Linked DNA regions of Mus musculus: region 1 is linked to region 2. A link is a contact called in ENCODE POLR2A ChIA-PET data. All regions are on one chromosome and are shown on one strand. Each heading gives the region's core, a stretch centred on a gene start or an enhancer-like site at or near the end of the contact. The rest is flanking DNA. Distances are from core to core; before and after follow the strand shown. Region 1 holds the start of Pigu (phosphatidylinositol glycan anchor biosynthesis, class U). Region 2 holds the start of Map1lc3a (microtubule-associated protein 1 light chain 3 alpha).

Region 1 (2,700 bases), core at 65-2,564, 81 kb after region 2:
ACAGATGGTTCAGGGGATAAGAGCACTCAATGTGCAAACATGAAGATCTGAATCTAAATTCCCAGCACCCCTGTCAAAAGACCCAAAATAACCATTGCCTGAGATGCCTGTAACTCCAGCATTGGGAGGATTGTAGGAGTGGAGACCGGCAGAAACCCCCGGGGGTGGGGGCATACAGCCCAATTGAAATAGCTTCAAGTTCAAGTAGACCCCATCTTAGGAAATAAAGGGTAGAGTAATACAGAAAGACACCAGACATCCTCCTTTGGCTTCTGAACACACACCACAAGCACACACAACCCCCGCCCATACACACACAAGTAATAATGACAATAAATAAATAAATAAATAAATAAATAAATCAAACTGTAGCCCCAACCTAACCCACATCTTTTTCTGCTCTGAATATTTCACAACCTCGGGTATTTCTTGATCCTTTGCAACCTTAAAGTCCTCTTTTTTCTAATCTTTTCCCAAACCTGGTCCTTCATTCATTCATTCCGGAAAAGGGAAGGCAGTTTACTCAGGGTCAGACACTAAGGAAGTGACTATAGAAACTTGTTCGTCTCCTCTACTGTCCTGTGGCTCCTTCAGCTCAATCTCTGTCTTCTTGGAGGCGATAGTATGCAATAGGGTTTAATACACACACACACACACACACACACACACATACATACATATATTTAAAAAGCAAACTAAGAAAAACTTCACGAGGAATCCTAGATTGGGCATAGGTGACTGAAGTACACAGCTGCCTTTCTTACAAAGGCACTGGTTACCTTGGTCCTGGTCACCGGCTCGGCTATCTGCTACTCGGTGGAACACCCCCAGCAATCTCACTGTCAAAAGCTAACACTTCACAAGTCCCAATGCACACATCACCCTCGGATATCCATCCTTCCGCGGATCCCGCCGCCTGACTCGGGATACTGGGACACGCCCCCTCGGATACCCATCCCTAGGGTAGTGGGGCTCACACTCCACATCTCCTCCACACCCCATCCTCCACACCAAAGCTCCGCCCTCAGCTCGAAAAGAACCCCCAGACGCGGGTCAGTCTCCACAGAACCGTGCGCTTGTGTCCACCTCCTCCACCTCCAATTCAATTCACAGGCTGGCAGAGCGCCGACCGCCCTACTCTAGTCAGTGGCCTCACCTCTCTTCCAAGAGCTCAGTGGGGACACCACCTCCACCCTCTCGGAAATGAACTCGGCCAAACTGGAGCGAAACAAGGCCGCCCTCACGGTCACGGCCACCACAAGCACCAGGGCCAAGGGAGCCGCCATGATAACTGAGGCGGGCGCGCAGGCAATGCGGAAGAGCCTCAAGACTTGCGCGCCACACTGTAGTACCTCCGTGGAACGAGTGCCGTGGCTGTTGCTGGAGCACACAGACTTTAGGACTACCATTCCCAGAAAGCCCTGCGGCGAGTCGACGGAAAGTGGGATGTGTCAAACTTTTTGCAAAGGTTTGGACTACGCCTCTGATCAAGCAAGAGAAGTGAAGAAATATTGTACCTATTTTACTGAGATCGTGAGCAAAATTTAAAGAAATAATTTCACTCGTGTGAATATTTTAATGTTAAAATGTTTACCTTTATATTTTTAAAAAGTGCGACACTCGTATTTACTGAGCGCCAACCATCCTCAAGGCACTATATTGTGTGGCGAGGAAACACTTTGGAGTGGTTAATTATTAGCTTTGCGACCTTCAGCAAGTTATTTAACCGAGGGAGTCAGAGCAGGAACTCAAGGCAGGAGCTTGAGGCTAAAACCGCGGAAGAACCCTGCTTTTATAGACTTTCTCTTCTGCTCATGCTCAAACAGCTTTCATGCACAACACCAGCACACCTGCCCAGGGATGCTTCCTCCTCCGACAATGAACTGGGCCCTCTCACATCAATCAATTTTTCAAAATCAAGACAATTTCTCACAGACCAATCTGATGGAAGGCAATTTTTCAACTGAGGTTTCCTCTTCCAAAATGACCTTAGATTGTGTGAAGTTGAGAATAATAACCAGGACATGTACTGCAGCAAATTCTGTGTAGGATGCAGTTTTGCTTTTCTCAGTTCAGGTTGGTAGCTTGAAATCCCTCCAGGTGGGAGTGTGTACAGCTCAGAGATAAGCAAACATAACAAGTCAGGGGTTTGGAGAGCCCGTTGATAAGCGCCAACAGAGCCCGTTGATAAGCGCCAACAGTCGTTATGTATGAAAAGTGCTACATGGGTGCTTTAAAATTAGCTATAATAATTAATTATGCAAGAAATTTTTATATCCATGAAGAAAATGGAACAGTGCATCGATTGTATGACCATGGTTAACAAAAAGTATTGAATACTTCAAAATAGGGAGTAGAGGTTTTTGATTTTTCCTAGCACAGTAATGTTTGAAGTCATATGTCAGTTACCCTATGATTACTTGTATACTGTATTGGGTTATCATACTGTACCCCAGTTAAAAAGGAAAAACTATATTTTTAGAAAAATAAAATAAAATAAAATAAAATGCATAATTGAGAATATCCATGGGGAAGGGAGGAATGCTGGTGACAGAACAGGGTGACATTTTAGATGAGAACGGCAGGATGCCTTCTCATGGTTTCCAAGCAGAGGGGACAGCCTCGGAGTCAGGAAACAACAAATATAAATGAGAATCAGGAAAGACAGCCGGAGAGAAGGCTCAGCCCTCAAAGGCTAGG
Region 2 (2,700 bases), core at 145-2,644:
GAGAAGGTAGAGATGGGATATAAGGCCTGGTTGAATCCCTTTGTAGGTGGAGCCTCTAGGATCTAACATATTCCGAAAATTGAACCCACATCCTCATGCTTGCGGGCAAGCACCCTACCTGACCAAGCAGACAATAATATCTTTCCAAACAAATCCAGCTCCCTAAGACATTTAAAAAGCAAAACAAAACCCAAAACACAAGGTCTCACTATCTAGACCAGGCTGGCCTTGAACTCAAGAGACCATCCCGTCTCTGCCCACAGAGCTGGGGTTAAGGAGGCACCGCCACCCAGCCTCTTTAAGGCAATCTCAGCTGAATTCTTGTTACCTTAGCAGCTTGTTTTTGTACCAATCACTACCATTTCTGTCCATAAGCAGTTGTTTAGAATTACTCAAGCGTGCATCTGTTAACTTGGTTCCCATCAAATTTCTTCCCTTTGAGCTGTATGTTTCTGAAGTACAAACTAACTTTTTTTTTCAAACAATGGTCCTTTGTAAATTCTTTTGTTTTATCTTTTTTCTTCCTTACTTCAACTCTAGCCCATCCTCCTGCCTCAAACTCCCATAGAGCTAGGACTACAAATGAGAGCCAGCTACATCTGGCATTGATTCTGGCTTTCAATCGATTTTTAAAGTTCTTCAAGGGGCCGCCTCTCCGTGTCCGTCCAGTCCCTCTATCCCCTCCACCTCCCGCAAAACCTGAGATACTGAACTTAAGCCTTCCATCTGCTAGGCAAGTATCCTACCCTGACCCTCGGTAACATTCCCAGACCATACTTCTTTCTATCCTACCAAGGGGCTCTACCTGTAAAATCTGACTTCGCGTGTTGTCAGTTCCGAATGTTCTCCATCTCATGGTTAACCACTTCTGATATAGCCCCCCCATTCAGCGATTCTCTCCTGCTTTATCTAAACCACCTATTAACCAACCTCACTCTGGAAATCTATGCTTTCTATGGTTGTTCCAGAATTCTTTGAAAGCCTGGGTGGGGGGTCTGGAGCAATGGTTCGACAATTAAGAGCCCTTGCTATTATTTCAGAGGACCTAAGCTTGATTCCCAGCAGTGCGATTAACTCCAGCCTAAGGAAATCCGATGCTATGTTCTGCATCCGCGGGCATACACTTACAGACACATTAAAAATTTTAAAACTCTGGGTGTTCCATCCTCTCCCCGCTCCACCTTCCTTCTCGAATGCTAAACTCGATGAAGGTGCGGTGAACTACTCCGCAGCGTCGAGAGACTGGATGGAGGCGACAAATGCCTGGCTTCTGAGTCTGTGGCGCCAAAGAGAGGAGCTTGCCATCGTGACGTCACAGAACTGTGACGCGCCCTGGAGCTCCGCCTCCTTACGACCTGCGCCGGGAATCCGGGCTGTCTGCGCCGTGGCGTCACAGGTCCAGGCAGGCGGGTTTTCCGTCGGCCCAATGGGAGCGGCGCGCCGGCCTCCCCTTTAAGGAATGTTGTGACCTGACGTCACCCAGGCGAGTTACCTCCCGCAGCCGCCACCGCCAGGCTCAGCGCGAGCCCCGCAGCCCTTGAGCTCGAGCCCCGGAGCCCCCGGCGCGCCGAACCGCAGACGCATCTCTGAGCCGCGCACCCCGGAGCCCCGGCTGCGCGCCCCGCCGGGCCCGCGCGATGCCCTCCGACCGGCCTTTCAAGCAGCGGCGCAGCTTCGGTGAGGCCCTGGGGGGCGAACTGCCATCGGGGATCGAGGGATGGGGGTGCCAGTCGACCCCGATTGCCGCAGGTGACGTCAGCCCCATGACGTCAGGCACCGGCCGGCCGGACCCCGGGTGGAGAGGCCGCAAGGCCTGGCAGGGTCGCCCGCCTCCCTACCGCGTCCCCCCGGTGGAGGGCTGCGGGGCCGACGGCCCCGGGGGCGGGCGCTGGGGCGGGGCGGGCCGGGAGCCGCCCCTCGGGGATCAGCGAGGCGGAGTCGCGGGAGGCCTCAGCACCGCTGGGCCTCACACAGAGCTCTGTCCGCAGCCGACCGCTGTAAGGAGGTGCAGCAGATCCGCGACCAGCACCCCAGTAAGATCCCGGTGAGTCTCTAGCACCCCCCAGCCACGCCCTGCCCTGCCAGGTCCCGCCCTTGGCTTACGAGTCCCCCGCCCACTCCACTCCAGGTGATCATCGAGCGCTACAAGGGTGAGAAGCAGCTGCCTGTCCTGGATAAGACCAAGTTTCTGGTCCCAGACCATGTTAACATGAGCGAGTTGGTCAAGATCATCCGGTGCGTGGGCAGCCTCCTACAGGCCTTGGGTGGGGCAGGGTCAGGTTCCACAAGAAGGGATGGAGTGGGGCGAGGGGACTGATTTGGGACACCGGGCCCCTGTTCTAGGAGGCTGGAAAAGACCAAGGTCGGGGTTGGGACGAGCTTCAGTAGAGGTGAGAGCCTCTGGCTGAGATGGACCGAAAGTGAAGGTTCAGTAACATTTTGGGAGGGTCACCTAGGCCTCCAGCAGGCAGCCTCCTCACCTGGCATGCCTGCCTGCCTCCACAGGCGCCGCCTGCAACTCAACCCCACGCAGGCCTTCTTCCTGCTGGTCAACCAGCACAGCATGGTGAGCGTCTCCACACCCATCGCTGACATCTATGAACAGGAGAAGGATGAAGACGGATTCCTCTACATGGTCTACGCCTCCCAAGAAACCTTCGGCTTCTGAGTCAAGAGGAGGGGAGGGGGGTGGCTGGGAGT

The links. ChIA-PET counts read pairs that join two places held with the same protein, here RNA polymerase II (POLR2A).
Region 1: POLR2A ChIA-PET joins it to region 2 with 27 read pairs in Patski. The contact joins the promoter of Pigu here to the promoter of Map1lc3a in region 2. POLR2A ChIA-PET finds 5 or more read pairs at or near these places in 2 of 5 experiments (Patski and embryonic stem cell).

The regions. Positions count from the first base shown.
Region 1 is chr2:155,356,110-155,358,809 of GRCm38, forward strand. Pigu (phosphatidylinositol glycan anchor biosynthesis, class U) reads right to left here and starts at 1,315. Exons shown (of 12, transcript NM_001004721.1): 1 at 1,157-1,315. The coding sequence starts at 1,286. Mir695 (microRNA 695) reads left to right here and starts at 708; the gene lies at 708-816.
Region 2 is chr2:155,274,970-155,277,669 of GRCm38, forward strand. It overlaps Map1lc3a (microtubule-associated protein 1 light chain 3 alpha), which reads left to right and starts at 1,395. Exons shown (of 4, transcript NM_025735.3): 1 at 1,395-1,677; 2 at 1,989-2,044; 3 at 2,129-2,235; 4 at 2,506-2,700. The coding sequence starts at 1,638. The coding sequence ends at 2,668.